Linked DNA regions of Homo sapiens: region 2 is linked to region 1. A link is an interaction called in ENCODE POLR2A ChIA-PET data of the cell type or tissue named here. Cell type or tissue: B cell. All regions are shown on one strand. Each heading gives the region's core, and the rest is flanking DNA. Links, peaks and the distances in the headings are about the cores only.

The links. Peaks named below come from ENCODE experiments on the same cell type or tissue, not always from the same donor. Only the 100,000 strongest peaks of a DNase experiment are listed, where the experiment ranks them.
Region 2: POLR2A ChIA-PET joins it to region 1 with 10 read pairs; 7 of 35 experiments call an interaction of 5 or more read pairs at or near these places.

What each region holds. Positions count from the first base shown.
Region 1 is chr1:178,780,180-178,788,524 of GRCh38, forward strand. RALGPS2 (Ral GEF with PH domain and SH3 binding motif 2) reads left to right here. Exons shown (of 20, transcript NM_152663.5): 3 at 4,239-4,343; 4 at 5,378-5,428. Among named protein-coding and RNA genes, the nearest start is that of RALGPS2-AS1, 58 kb to the left of the region's middle. In B cell, for the core only: no CTCF peak of the experiment used is centred there; no DNase peak of the experiment used is centred there; H3K27ac peaks cover 7,131 bases.
Region 2 is chr1:178,729,694-178,738,038 of GRCh38, forward strand. All of the region lies in intron 1 of RALGPS2 (Ral GEF with PH domain and SH3 binding motif 2), which reads left to right. Among named protein-coding and RNA genes, the nearest start is that of RALGPS2-AS1, 7.6 kb to the left of the region's middle. In B cell, for the core only: a CTCF peak has its summit at 4,467; no DNase peak of the experiment used is centred there; H3K4me3 peaks cover 1,541 bases; H3K27ac peaks cover 6,348 bases.

The DNA.
Region 1 (8,345 bases), core at 246-8,245:
AGTCACAGGTTCTGCCCACACTCAAGGGGAGAGGATCACACAGGGTTGAGAATACCAAGAGATAGAGATCTTTAGCAGCTATCTTAGAGCCTGTCCACTGTGCTTTATCTCTGGGATCCAGTACTTTTCTCCTTATTTCTATTACTGTACTACCATGTTAGTTTGGTCGTTTATTATTTCTTGTCTAGATTAGTGCCATGACCTTTTAGTTGGGTGTTGCACTTATATTTTCTGTTGTTTCTGATCCTTCAACTGAAATTTAAGTTTAATATTCTTAAAATACAGCTCTTAAACTTTATCTTTTCTCAAAACTGTCTGTGGTTCCTCATTGCCTACTAATTAAATTTAAATGCCCACTGAGCCTTTTATTCAAGACTTTCTTCAAAATGGCCCCAAATTTTTGGATTTAACCCCTACTAATCCTCTACTTGAAACTTAACAGTCTAATGAGAGAATACTACATTTGCTGTTGTCTGTATAAACTATTACATTTTCCTTCTTCTGTCATAACTTTGCCTATACCAATGTTTCTAGCTGGAATTTTTCTTCCCATTCTGGTGTGTCCCCTCCCCATCACTGCACACACAAAAAGTTTTGTCTTTCAAACATATTTCAAATGCTATGCTTTTAATAAAGCCTCTCCTAATCCCTTAAACAGATGGGAGCTTTCCTATTTTTAAAACTGTCACTTAGAAAAATCTCTTTCTGTAATTTTCTCCGTAAATGTATGCATAGCTTTTTTATATTTACAACCATAAGATTATGTTTATATATATGTTTGTAATATATGTTTGTTTTCTTTGTATATTTATAACCATATTTCTTGAATATGTTATATATATATATATGTATGTGTATATTTTTAACTATATATCCAGAAATACCTGTTCTAGTATCATAGGAAGCAGAATACAAATATTTGTTAAATAAAATAGATCATTTCACTTGTACAAACAATTCTGTTGACTTTACCAAAAGTGAATTAATTACATCAGGCTTCAGAGTAGTATAATTAGCAGTTATAAAGTAAGAGTGAAAAAAGTCTGCCCTTTAAATTGTCCATTTATTGTGGCAAGAAAATAAAATTAAAAATCTGTATTTTCCACCTTCTCTCAAATTATAGGTCTAGTAACATCAAAGTACAAATTTCTTATAGAAGTGATAAGCTTACAGAATGGATAAAATACTTTATCCTTTTATATTTAACTCGTGTTTGAAGTTTCCGTCAGTAGGAGAATTACAGTGAACTTGTTTTCAGACATTTAGAAGACATTTAGAAGTTTTTGAGTCATGCCTTGAATGAATTATTGCTATTCTCCTGGTGAACATTATTGCTTAGTGTCTTATCATTACCAATTTATTACTGGTATTAGGGAAGCATGTCAAAATGCACACTAGTAATTTTTAAGCCTCTAATGGCCATTAAGAAGGAAAAAAGAGAAGTGTTTATTCTTTTTGATAAGCAATAAAATTGTCATGATGGTTTACTAACTTGGATGAGTTAAAAACTTGGAGAAAATTACTGATTTATGTTTATGATTCATGTGTTCACCTGACAGAATGCATCTGGTTATTTGGACAGCTATTGGATTAGTGTATACTGTTTAACTGATGTCTATTTGAATACTTAACATTATGAAAAAAATGTTTTATTAGTTTTGGGATGTAAAATAATATTGTTGACATACTATAAACTAGTCATAGTTACAGAGATTAAACACAAGAAATAAAACTCCATTTTGTTTATGAGACTTGAGGTTTCTGCTTGGATTCATTCACTGGAATTCAGGTTTCTGCTCAGATTTGTAAAGAGCTTAGAATTCATCACTCCTGTCCTCACAATAGGAAAAAAGCTAAACAAACTGAAAATCAATAACTCCTCTTAGCTTTATCAGAGAATTGCTATAACAGAGCACATTTAACAGTGATGCCCTGAAACCTGGAGAGAGAGGCAAATAGAGAATCACAGCTTACGGGAGCAGAAGTCAGTGGAGCCACGTAAACCCTAATTGATGAACTGCTGGAGACAGTGTGTGGACTAGCTTGAAAGTTAAAAACTCCTTGGGTGTCCAGTCTTAGATTCTTCTCACCCTCTGCTTTTGTGATTTTTATTACCTCTAGGATGCCCACCAGTTTTTCACAGTAAAGACAGAGAAAAATTCACTTCTGCTTCTAGCAGGAGGAGGAAAGAAGCAGCCATTTTGAAATACACCCAGATAGAAAGTAACCATATTGAAATATGCCCAGAGCATTCTGTTCTCCACCTGCCCTCAAGGGAAACTACTTCACCAGAGCCTAACCTACTTGGGAGAGGAAAAATCCTCAACTTGAAGCCCCTCTAGACTTCCTGTCTCACCTAAGCAGAGCCAGGGGGACAGAGAAGCATTTGTGAAGGTCATAGCCTGGGGACACACTCAGTGAAAGACTGAAACCTAATCTTAGGACTATAGGGCACTCCCCCCCAGCAACCCCTCAAATACACACACACACCCTGCCTTCCCCCACCACATCAGCAGGGCTCCTGTATAATACTAAGATTTCAGCTGAAAGAACTGCAAGGCTCAGACTGTAAGAAGAGATTTCTAGGGAAAACCAAAGACAACAGAGGATAAAAAAATGATACTAGAGGAAATTGAAGACTCAGACACCTATAACAACACCAAATTATAAGCACAGCATAATGCCTAGCATGATAAAAATAAACCCTTACAGTAAAGGCCTATTCAACCTGAGTTCCTATTACCCAATATACCATTTCTAGCTTTCAACAAAAAATTACAAGCCATGCTAAAAGGCAAGGAAAAAACACAATTTGAAGAGATACATCAAGCAACAGAACCACACTCATGAGGCAGAGATTTCACAATTATCAGACTGGGAGTTAAAATTAACTGTCATTAATATGCCAAAGTCTCTAATGAAAAAAAGCGTACAGCATGCGAGAACAAATGGATAATATAGGCAGGGATATTAAAACTATTAAGAATTGAAAAGAAATGCTAGGATTCAAAAGCACTGTGACAAAAACGAAGAATGCCTTTGGTGAGCTAACCAGTACCAGTAGACTGGTGACCAATAGACAGCCAAGGAAAGAATCAGTGAACTGGAAGACTTGTCAGTAAAACTTCCCAAACTGAAATGCAAAGAGAAAATAGAATGAAAAAAAAAATCCAGAATAGCCCAGGACTGTAGGACAGTGACAAAAGGTGTAGCATATGCATAATGGGAACACCAGAAAGACAAGAGAAAGAAGCAGAAGAAATATTTGAAGTAATAATAGTTGAGAATTTTTTAAAGTTAAGGACAGATCCCTTTCTTTGTAATGATCGTGGCTCGATACTTCGTATTTAGCTGCTACTAAAAGGGAGGAAAAGCAAAAATGAGGCATAATGACAAGTGCTTAAAACTAATACATAATAGCTGGTGGGTTGATCTGTGTGTACTGTGCTAATTGAAACTTTGATTAATTTTTTTGCTGTTATCTGTAGCCTCATATCCTACCACCATTTAATAGAGCCTGATCTAAATATTCTCATATTGATGTTCCTCTGAATTTAGCCAGCTGATACAGAATATATTATTATGTCATGGCACAGACGAAGTGGAAAATTTTTAACAGTAATAAGATTTTCAGGGCCAAAATCCACCTTTCATTCTATGTATAGCCACAACATATTCAAACTTGAAACAGTAATTTTTAAGCAGGGAAAACTTAAATTTGTAATATAATAGGAAGAATAGTATTAATTGTACTATCACAAACAGATCACATAACTAAGAATGGATTATATGTAACTCTTTAATTAACAGCATTCTGAATATTTTCTGATAACTTGTTATAAAGCTAGTTTGTCTTTTTCTTAATAAAAATTAGTTTAAAAAATTGTAAGTAAGTGTATAGCCTTCTCCCCTGACTTCCCTTTACCTTATTTGAGAATCATTGAACTAGTTAAAATCATTTATTTCTATAGGAAATGATAGGTTGTCAGGATGAGGAAACTGACACACAAGAAAATGACTCATTCAAGAACCTAAAAATTTAAAGTCACAGTTTTAGATTTCAAGTTGTCTGACCCTTTATCTGGTACTCTAACAACTAAGCAGCATGTTGTGCTCAGCTTTTCTGCAGCATTTGTTAACCTACTGTTTTGTTTTCTCAGTTTTTAAGGCCAATCTAGTTTCTATCACTTGATTGTGAGACAGTATGTAAAAGGCTGCATTTTCTTTCACTTTAACAGAAAAGTAGCAGCTCTGAATCCTTAAGTGACAAAGGCTCTGAATTGAAGAAAAGCTTTGATGCTGTGGTATTCGATGTTCTTAAGGTTACACCAGAAGAATATGCGGTAAGCCTCCTACCTCTGTCTTCTCCGGTTTTGCACATAATTTACATATTGGTGCTATTGAGTTAGAATTTGTAGGTCCAGCAAAAGAGACAGCTTTTAGAAACCTGGATATGGGAATTATTGGGGAAAATAGTACAGCTGTGGAGCAAACAGAGGGATGAAGTGGGAAAAGTAAGAAAAGCTGTACATTTTTTTTTAGGGCAACTTTATAAGTTACACTTCAATTTGGTAAGTAGCAATATGTATTTACCATTATGGTAATTGCTGTCATCCCTCTATACCATTTCTCTAAGCCAACTGTATTTTGTTGACATATCTAAGAAACATTTTCACTGGTTTTTTTAATTAAAAAATTGAAAAATGAAATATGAAGGTGTTATTAGATGAAAGGTATCTAGAAAAACATTTATTTCTTAATATAAATTTATTTGTTTTCTCATTCTCCTTTAATTTGTTAACAGAATATATTGATTTCCTAATGTTAAACCATTCCTGCATTCCAGAGATAAACTGTGCTTGGTCATAGCATATTATTCCTTGATAGTGTTGACTTTTGTCTTATATCTATAGCCATAAGTGGGATAGGTCCATAGCATATAAAGCTCTTAGATATAATGTTGGCTTTAGTGTAGTTTCATTATTTTTTTATAAGTTAGGAAGAAAACCTTTTTAGTAATATCTGATTTTATACCACTGTTTGAGGAGCTGTAATCATCATAACAAGAACACTGCTATGTGAACTAATAAATCTGGTTTTTATTTTTTGATTATAATTTAATGTGACTGTCCAAATTTTTAAAATTATTTTTATTTTTTAACTTTACACAATTTATCTTCCAAGAAAATATAAATAGACATGAGATCATTAGAAATAATTCTATTTAATGGTACAGGGGCTAAATTTTGTTTTCCATAAGCCCTTATAAAATTGAGTATTTGGTAATATTTTAGTATAGAATATAATTTTAATTTAGGTTACATGTTATGGTATAGAATTCCAAAGAAGAAATTGTCATTTTTACTTTATATTTCAGGGTCAGATAACATTAATGGATGTTCCAGTATTTAAAGCTATTCAACCAGATGTAAGTAGTTTTGAGAATGTTCCTTTTAAATATAGAAAACGATCAATCTCAAATTAAGTGTTTTAGAAATGTCAAATTATACTTCATATTAATTTTAAAATGTTTGAAGCTTGTGTTGTAACTTATCTACATACTGTTTGGGCCTCAGAAACCCACGTGGCATTCATAGCAATACATTATTGAGTCATAGATAGGACTATACTTGACATCTGAACAAAGCGGAGGTTAGGAGCATTGACACTTGCTCAGTGAAAACTCTTTCTATAACTTTTGATTCCCTGCAAACTTAACTTCAAATAGCCTGATGTTGACCAAAAGCCTTACTGGTAACATAAACAATCAACTAACACATATTTTGTATGTTATATGTATTTTGTACTCGGTTCTTACAATAAACTAGAGAAAAAATGTTACTAAGAAAATCATAAGGAAGAGAAACAATATTTACTATTCATTCAGGGGAAGCGGATCATCATAAAGGTCTTTATCCTCATTAGCCTCACATCGAGTAGACTGAGGAAGAAGGGAGATTTGTTCTGCTATCTCAAGGGTGGTAGAGGTGGAAGAAAATCCGTGTATAAGTAGACCCATGTGTTGTTTACAGGTCAGCTGTATTTGAATCATTTTGATTGATTTGGCTGCATTACTTACTGGAGGAAATAGACTTAGGGAAGTTGAATGATTTACCTATTGCTTTGAAGCTTTTTAATGGGAAGATGGAAATTTGAAACTGGGTTTCACCACTAACTCTAGTAATCTTTTCCCTTATATCTTTATTTTATGACTTAATAATATGACTGCGTTGACATTTTGGAGAGGAGAGAAAGGATCAAGAAACACATCATTTGTTTCTAATGAAAACAAAGGGACTGGCGTTATGCATCTATCCACTATAAGCATGGGGGTGTGTGTGTGTATAGTGTTCCTATCATTTTAACATCCTGAGTATGATAGTATCTCTGTTTTACTGATGAGGAAACAGTGACAATTGTCTTTGGTACACAACTAAGTGGTGGAACTGGGTTTCAGACTCTAAAATCTGATTTTTTTTAACCTCTCATCTAGTATATCAATGTGATTTTGTATTCCAAAACAAAGTCATTGATAATCCTGAAATTCAATACTACAAAATAGATACAATTTTAGTTCTTTCGGGAACAAAATATAGTGTATTCATTGTGCTATATACAAGTCTGTAGTGGCCCTGAACACTGTAATGACTATGAGTTTCCATTTATGTCCTACATGATGTAGGTAGTATTAGTCCTGTGATTTTCAAGTAAGTTACTTCCTGTCTTAGTATCTCAAATTCGATACCTATAAATGAAGGGGTGGGCCGAAATGATCGTCAGTTCCCATCATTTCCACAATTCTGTGTTTTCCTAACTTTTCCCCCATACCTCAGAGGGCTCTCTAAGTAGAACCATTGGATTAGCAATAGAAGAAGAACAATGTATTCTATAAATAAAGCACAAGAAGAAAATGGCTTTTGTATTTAAATGGCAAAAAGAAAAAACCAGAAATACTTATTTCTTCTCCTCCCTGAAAAAAAAAATCAAAAAAATGAAATTCTTTATGCAAATTACGTTTTTGACCTAAAATTCACCTGTCTTCTTCTTAGGTGTATTTTTTCCTTTTGAATGAACTGCAACAGTTGTATTGCTGCTTTATATGAGATCAGTGCTGTCTAGCAGAAATATAGTATAAGCCATTTATATAACTTTGTTTTCTGGTAGCCACATTATAAGGTAAAAAGAAAGATGAAATTGATTTTAATGATTTTATGTAACCTGCTACATACAAAATATTATCGTTTCAACTTGTAATCAGTGTAAAAAATTATTGAGATATCTTACATTCTTTTTTCTCCGCTAAGCCTTCAAATCCAACATATACAACAATTGCAGTACATCTTTATTTGGAGTAGCTATATTTCAAGTGCTTAGTAGCCATTGGTGGCTAGGAGCTTGGATATTGAAGATCCAGATAATACTACTTGAAGACATAGACTTCACATCTATGGGAAATTTTTATTCCCTTGGGGCATCTGATAGTACTTTGTGAAACTTAGAAATAAACCTTAAAATTCCCTTGACCTTTACTCCATTTATCTAATCCCTTTGATTTTTTTAACCTCCTAAGTACCTTATCTATCCAGTCTATCTCTACTCCCAACACCCCAATGTAAAATACTGTCTTCTCTCAAGTGAATTATTGCAGTGACCTCTTACTTCATCTACCTGCATTTACTTTGACCCCTCTAAATGCTTTTTTACCCAGTAGCCATGGTAATCTTTTCAACATCTGTTGGATCTGTTCATGTGATCGCTCTGCTTAAAACACTTCATTGGCTTCCTGTTGCTCTGAGGATAAAGAACCATCTTAATATGGTCTACAGATCTCTTCACAGTTTTACCTTTTTCTACCTTCTGCAACCCCATCTTACATCTTTCCTGTCTTTCTGGTCTAAGATATACTAGCCTTCCTTTAGCCCCTCTCACCACTGAGCCTGTGCACATCCTAATTAACTTCTACTCATCTTTCAGTTCTCAGCTCTAGTTTGACTTTCTCAGGTAAGCTTTTTTTGTCTTTCTACAGGGTCACCTAGCACTCTATACTTTTTCACTGGACTCGTCAATTGCAATTTTACATTTGTGTTGTGATTCAACAAATATTTACTGGATGCCTATTGTATGCCTATTTTATGCAATTTAAAACATCTAGTTTAGTTGCTGAAGGTATAGCAGTAAGCCAACACTAAAATTCCTGCCCTCATGGATCTGATATTTGGGTGAGGTTAGCTATAGAGTGTCATGAAAAACATAAAGCAGAGAGAAGAGAATAGGAAGTGTGAGGGTAGTGGGAGTTGCAACTTTAGATAGGATGATCAGGAAGACCTTACTGAGAAGATGACATC
Region 2 (8,345 bases), core at 328-8,327, 50 kb before region 1:
GCCCAACTGGCAATGCAAGTCTTCCAAAATCTGACAAAATCTGAAATTCAACAAAATTTGAAATCTGAATTTTTCTGGCCCCAAGCCAGGTACTCAGATAACCTGTAATTAAAACTCCGGTCCTCTGCCTCATGTCTTTATGACTTTCCCTCCTGTGTCCTGCTTTCAGAGCAACCATAGGTGTTTCTTCTATTTATTTACATATTTAAAAATTATATACTTTTACTGTTTGTTTTTCAGTTTTATTATTTATTTATTTATTTTTTGAGACAGAGTATTGCTCTATCGCCCAGGCTGAAGTGCAGTGGTGCGATCTTGGCTCATTGCAGCCTCCACCTCTTGGGTTCAACTGATTCTCCTGCCTCAGCTTCCCAGGTAGCTGGGGTTACAGGCATGTGCCACCATGCCTGACTAATTTTTGTATTTGTAGTAGAGACGGGTTTTCACCATGTTGGCCAGGCTGTGAACTCCTGACCTCAAGTGATCCACCCGTTCTCCCTGGCCTCCCTAAGTGCTGAGATTACAGGTGTGAGCCACCATGCCTGGCCCTGTTTTTCAGTTTTCCTGTTTTTCAATTTTAGCTGTTGTCTGTTGGCTTTCTTCTGTGGTAGATGAGTCTATGCTTTAGGATTCTTATGCCACCTTGAAATTTCTTTCCCATGTCTTCCCAATATAGTCATGCTTTTGATTAAATCAGCATTCGTTGTTTACATTATTATGAGTTTGTAAATATGTTTACAGTGGAACCTTACAGTGTACTATGATTATATTTCTTGGAGTTGATTTCTTTTTATTTCTTAGTTTCCTATTTGTCTCTAATTTTTTTTTCTACAAACTGTCCCAATATCATCAAACATCAGGTAATTGACCCTTCAGTTTTAAAAAAAAAAAATGAAAATTCTTCTTGAACTATCTTCTTGCTCAAATCTGCACTTTTGCCTTCCACTTATGCTGTGTAGCTATAATTGTGACTTCCCTTCATCATGATTCTGAGAATTCTGTTTTTTTTTTTGTTTTTTTTTTTGAGACAAGAGTTTTGCTCTTGTTGCCCAGGCTGGAGTGCAATGGCGTGATCTCGGCTCACCACAACCTCTGCTTCCCGGGTTTAAGCGATTCTCCTGCCTCAGCCTCCCAAGTAGCTGGGATTACAGGCATGTGCCACCACACCCAGCTAATTTTGTATTTTTAGGAGAGACGGGGTTTCTCCATGTTGGTCAGGCTGGTCTCGACCCAACCTCAAGTGATTCGCCCACCTCAGGCTCCCAGAGTGCTGGGATTATAGGCGTGAGCCACTGCGCCTGGCTGATTCTGAGAATTCTTTTTGCCATTTTCCTGTGATCTCTGGATCCATATCCTCCGCTTTCTTGATTTACTCCTTTGTTTTGGTGAAATGCATCCTTTGGTAACTTTCAAGAAAGAGTATATGAAGAGGTAAAATTTGTGAGATGTGTGTATTGCTGAAAATATTTTCCTTCTACCTTGACACCTGGTTGATAATATGGCAGGGATAGGTATAGAATTCCAAGGTAAAAATCATCTTCAAATTTAGCAGATGATTATACTTTTCTAGTTGTTTTGGTTTTTTTTTTTTTTTTTTTTTTTTTTTTTGAGACAGAGTCTCCTCTGTCCCCCAGGCTGGAGAGCAGTGATATGATCTTGGCTCAGTGCACCCTCCACCTCCTGGGTTCAAGTGATCCTCCTGCCTCAGCCTCCTAAGTAGCTGGGATTACAAGCATGCGCCACCACACCCAGCTAATTTTTGTATTTTTGGTAGAGATGGTGTTTCACCATGTTGGCCAGACCAGTCTCAAACTCCTGACCTCAAGTGATCCGCCTACCTCGGCCTCTCAGAGTGCTGGGATTACAGGTGTGAGCCACTGTGCCTGGCCTGATTTTCTAGTTTGAAGTGGTTGTTGAAAAGTCTTATGCCATTCAAAATCTTCATCCTTCATATGTGACCTGGCCCTACGATCTTTTGTCTTCAGTATATCTGCTATGTCCCTGATATTTTATGTATCTTGTATTGACTTTACTTTATTTCTTCTACACTGAATTTAGTGGGCGCTTTCAACCAGCAGTGTCCATGATTATATGGAGAGGAGATATGATCTAGTTTAGAGGTCAGCAGACTTTTTCTTTGAAGGTTAGGTAGTATTTTAGGCATTTTGGGCAATACAATCCATTACTGCTACTCAGCTTTGCTGTTGTCTAGTGAAATCAAGCATAAGCAGTGTGGGACTGTGGTTTGCTGACACCTGATCTTATACAAGCAGAAGGATTAGCCTTTGCTTCACCAGGAGTAGGGAGAGTTACTATAGAAATAGGAGAGAAGACAAAGTATATGGATAGACACATGATGGTGGTAGCTTGAGAACGTTCTCATGAGTGTTTCAATTTACCTTTGTGTATAGAGGCCAAGCTCATCATCTGAGAGTAAGGAAGAATGGGAATATGTATTAGAGGTTTGAGAAGGAATAATACATGACATAGTCACTTGTCAAAGAGTAAAAAAGTGAATAGAAGAGGGAGAGTATGATTGCCAGGCAGCAGTAAGGGCTCACTTGAGATACATGGTTCTGAATTTTATGTTCCTGATTTATTTTATTTATTTATTTATTTATTTGAGACAGAGTCTCACTCTGTCGCCTAGGCTGGAGTGCAGTGGCGCGATCTCGGCTCACTGCAACTTCCATCTCCTGGGTTCAGGTGGTTCTCCTGCCTCAGCCTCCCAAGTAGCTGGGACTACAGTTGCGTGCCACCACATCCGGCTAATTTTTTGTTTTTTTAGTAGAGACAGGGTTTCACCATGTTAGCCAGGATGGTCTCAGATCTCCTGACCTCGTGATCTGCCCATCTTGGCCTCCCAAAGTGCTGGGATTACAGGCGTGAGCCACCACACTCGGCCATGTTCCTGATTTTAATAGGAGTACCTTTAATATTTCATCATTAATTATAATGCCTTACTATTGGTTTTGATAAATAACTTAAGACTTTTGGTAGATATGATTAAGAAATGCTTTGTCATACTAGTTTTCTAAGTTTTTTTTTTTTTTTAAACATAAAATGTTGAATTCATCAAGTGCTTTTTCTTTGCAGGTAGAGATCATCTTTTCCATTAATCTGTTAATAGGATGTATTACATTAATAGATTATCTCCTGTTGAACCATCTTTGCATTCCTGAGTTAAACCCTATTTAGCTGTGGTGCATTTTTTCACCCACACGGCTGAATTTGACTTGCTGGTGTCTTAGAGTTCTTTAAGATCTACATTTATCAGTGAGGTTTACATGGGTATATTTTGAATTCAAAGTTTCGCTGACTTCATGAAATCAGTTGTAAAGCTTTCTTTTTTTTCCCCCATTATCAGAAATAATTCTGTAACGTAGGGATTCTTTGTTCCTTGAAGGAACTATAGATTTAATATGAAAGTTTCTAAAACAAAACATGGAAAAATATCTGTATGACCCTGTTGGAGGCAAAGGCTTTTTAAACCAGGATGCAAAAAGTACTAACCAGAAAAGAAAAGACTGTATTTCATTAAATAAGAACATCTACTCATTAAACAATACTATTAAGAGAAGGAAAAGGCAAGTAACACACTGGAAAAGGTGTTTGCAATACTTATATCTGTCAGAGGACTTATATATAGAGTATATTTAAAAGTATGCAAACCAATGCAAAAGAATCAGGCAACCCAGTTTTAAAACAAATGGACAAAAGACTAGAACAGGTATTCAGAAAATGAATTGTTCAGATGGCCAAGGTTAAAAAGTACTGATACATAATTTTTAGAAAACCGCAAATTAAAACTACAATGTGATGCCACTGCATACCCACCAGAATGGTGTTAGTTAAAAAATCTGAAATACAAAGTGTTGGCAAGAATGTAGAGCATTTGGAACCCTTATACATTTCAAGTGGGTTTGAAAATTGGTACAGCCACTTTGGAAAATTCTTTGGCAGCATTTGCCTAAAACTGTATCTGTATATGCTCTGTGATCCACCAGTTTCATGTCTGGGGATAGACCTGATAGAAATCAGTATATGTGTGCATCAGAGGACATGTACATTAGAAGAAAACATAGGGGTAAATCTTTATGACCTTGGAATAGGTAAAGGATTCTTACGTATGACACAAAGTGACACCAAAAGCAGGAGCAACAAAACAAGCAAGAGGTAAATTGAACTTAAAAATTAAATTTTTTGTGCTTCAAAGGATGCCATCAAGAATGTGAAAAGACAATACACAGAATTGGAGAAAATATTTGCAAGTCATATCTAACAAGAAACTTGTAGTCAGAATGTATAAACACTCCTATAACTCAATAATAAAAAGACAACTCAATTTAAAAACAGGCAAAGGAGCTGAATAGAAATTTCTCAAAGATAAACAAGTGGCCAATAAGCACATGAAAACATGCTCGACATTATTAGCTATCAGGAAAATGAAATCAAAACCGCAGTGAGATACCGCTTCACACCACTAGGATGACTTGAATGAAAAAGTTAGATAATAAGTGTAGGCAAGGATGTTAAGAAATTGGGATCCTCATACACTTGTGGGAATGTAAATGGATGTGGCTTCTTTGGAAGACCATGTGGCACTTCTTCAAATAATTTAACGTAGCATTACCATACGACCCAGCAGTTCCTCTCCTAGAACAGCAGATAGAGGTAGAAAACAGATAAGTGGCTTAGGCCAGTAGCAGGGGTAAGGGGGTGGTAGCTAAAGGGTATGGATTTCTTTCTGAGATGATGAAAATGTTCTAAAATTGACCGTGTTGATGGTTGTACCTCTGTGAATATGCTATAAACCATTGACTTGTACATTTTAAATGGGTGAATTGTATGGTATGTGAATTATATCTCAGTAAAGCTGTTAAAGATAGGAAAAATAATCAGTGATGTGACAGTGTTGCCATAATATTTGAGAAGAGCAAGATGCAGAGGGATATACCAAGTATTTGTATGAAGCAAACAACTCCGAAACCTTTATGTCTGTATGTGTTTCGATGATTCTGTAAGGTGGAAAATGTTGCACACTAAATGTAAATGTTTGTTTTCTTGTTGGTCTAAAATAGGGAGAGGGAGAGAAAAAAGGGAAAAAATAACTAAAGGTGTTGATTTAGAAAAAGGATAGCATGTATAGCAAGATCTCAGTTATGTGAACTATAAATGTTAAAAATGTTGAGTAGTTTGTGTGGTGGGATAGCAGATCTTTTTTTCTTTATTATTTTCTGGTTGTTTGATCTTTTTTATTTTATAATAGAAGTAGTTAAAATGATATTAAGAGGCAATAAAATAAAAATAAGTTATGAAACCGCCAAAACCATAGCAAACAGGGCATGTCCATAGCAGCTTCGTGATCACTTCCAGCTGGAAACAACCCAAATGTCTGTCAACAACAACAAAAAAAGGGGATAAATAATTTGTGGTATAGCCTTATAGTATAACACTGTACAGTACTGGAAAAGAATGAACTATAGCTATACTCAGCAAACATGGGTGACTATCACAGATAAAATGGTGAGCAAAAGAAACCAGACACAAAAGAGTACGTACTCCATGAAGTCATACTCCATGACTTCATTTACATAAAGTTTAGGGCAAGGTCAAACTCATGTATGGTGATAGAAGCATGAGCATGGTGTTTAGGAGTTGGGGCTGGAAAGGTAAGAGGAACAACAAAGAGGGACCTTCTAGAGTGCTAGAAATGTCTATATTTTCTTTTTCTTTTCTTTTTTTTTTTTTTTTGATGCTGTAGCCCAGGCTGGAGTGCAGTGGCGTGATCTCAGCTCACTGCAACCTCTGCCTCCCAGGTCCTGCTTCAAGCAGTTCTCCTGCCTCAGCCTCCCAAGTAGCTGGGATTACAGGCACGTGCCACCATGCCCAGCTAATTTTTGTATTCTTTTTTTTTTTTTTTTTTTTTAGTGATGGGATTTCACCATATTTGATTGGTGGTTACATGGGTGTCTACATTGTAAAATTCATCACACAGAATACCTTAGATATATGTACATTATATTTGTACATGTATCTCAAAAGTAAAAAATGAAACCATAAAAAATAAAAATAAGCAAAAAAATTATTGTACTTATTTAAAAGTATTTGTATATTTCTGGGGATAATTGTATTGCATTCAAAGATAGTTTCTACTATCATTTTTAATGGTAGCATTGTATTGTGTGAATGTATCATTATTTAAACTCTTGAGCATTTAGGTTGTTTCTTTTAGATAGTATAACAGTGATAGAGTTAACATCTTTTTTTATAGCTCTTCCTGTACTTACATAATTTCCTTTTGATGAATTCCTAAAAAGGGAGTTATTTGGAGGTTAAGTATGTTTGCATACTCGCTTATGGTGTACATGTTTGTTTCTCTATGCCCTTAATCACTTGGCAGTTAGCTTTAAAAACGTATATATGTTGATGTGTTATGTAATAAGTGCTCTGTGTTTTAATTTGTGGGTTGTTTTTTTTTTTTTTTTCTGAGACAGAGTCTCACTGTGTCGCCCAGCCTGGAGTGCAGTGGTGATCTCGGCTCACTGCAGCCTCCGCCTCCTGGGTTCAAGATTCTCCTGCCTCAGCTTCTCAAGTAGCTGAGATTACAGGTGCCTACCACCATGCCTGGCTAATTCTTGTATTTTCAGTAGAGTCAGAGCTTCACCATGTTGGCCAGGCTGGTCTTGAACTCCTGACCTCAAGTGATCCAGCCACCTCGGCCTCCCAAAAGTGCTGGGATTAAAGATGTGAGCCACTACACCCAGCCTTAATTTGCATTTTAAACGTTTTCAATGAAAGTACTGTTTTCATATGTGTGATATTATACTACTTTCTCCAATTTTCTCTTCACATCCTACCCATTCTTTTTGCTCAATCTTTTAAGTCTTTTAATGAAATAGTTATACAAAAAAGTGTATAGAGTCAGGTGCGGTGGCTCACACCTGTAATCTCAGCACTTTGGGAGGCCAAGGTGGGCGGATTGCTTGAGCCCAGGAGTTTAAGACCCAGCCTGGGCAATGTGGTGAAACCCTGTCTCTACAAAAAAATGCAAAAAATTAGCCAGGTATGGTGGTGTGTGCCTGTAGTCCCAGCTACTCAGGAGGCTGAGGCTGGAGAATTGGAGTCCGGGAGGTCAAGGCTGCAGTGGCCATGATCGAGCCACTGCACTCCAGCCTGGGCAACAGAAGGACACCCCTGTCTTAAAAAACAAAAAGCATATGAAGACTAATACAGTTAATCCCTAACTTAAGAAATTAACCAATGCAGTTGAAGCACCCTACTAGTTCACATTAATGTGTAAGAAGTCTTTATGTATTAAAAATATTAACTCTTTGTCTCTTGTTTTACTTTTCCTTGTTTTATCTTTTGTTACCCAACTTACTGTATTTCATTGAATCTAAAATGGCTTCAGTTGCAAGATGCACTATTTATGTACATCTAAAAATAAGAATATGGCATTCGAATTTAAGAGGCATCTTAATTTCAGAGATTTTAAAAGGTAAGAAAATGCACATCTAAGAATTGATGAAATACATGTATTTCACTGTCTTGCGCCTTTTTTCTTTTTGAGATGAAGTCTTGCTCTGTCGCCCAGGCTGAAGTGCCGGTGGCATGATCTTGGCTCACTGCAACCTCTGCCTCCCAGGTTCAAGCAATTCTCTGCCTCAGCCTCGCGAGTAGCTGGGATTACAGGCGCCTGCCACCACGCCTGGCTAATTTTTTTGTATTTTTAGTAGAGACGGGGTTTCACCATCTTGGCCAGGCTGGTCTTGAACTCCTGACCTCGTGATCCACCTGCCTCGGCTTCCCAAAGTGCTGGGATTACAGGCATGAGCCACCGCACCTGGCCAGCGCCACCTTTAATCAGATGATCAATCTCTTCTTTTGTTTCTGTTTCTACTGTGAGTCCTAGATAGCCTTTCCTATGTCAGAATATATTTTAAAATTCACCTATGTTTACTTCTAGTATTTTTATGGCTTAAATATTTTTCATTTTTAATTCATCTTATTTTAATGTAAGATCTAATTTTTGTCTTTTTACCCAAATGGTTAAACAATTGTCAAAAAGTTAAATGACATTAATGATTTTTTTTCCTTTTGAGATAGGGTCTCACTCTCTCACCCAGACTGGATTCCAATGGCATGATCACAGCTCACTGCAGCCTTGACCTCCCAGACTTAAGTGATCCTCCTGCCTCAGCCTCCCAAGTAGGTGGGACTACGGGTGCACACCACCACCCCTGGCTAATTTTTTTGTTTTTTTGTAGAGACATAGTCTCTACTTTGTTGCCTAGGCTTGTTTCAAACTCCTGGGCTCAAGTAATCCTCTTGCCTCAGACTCC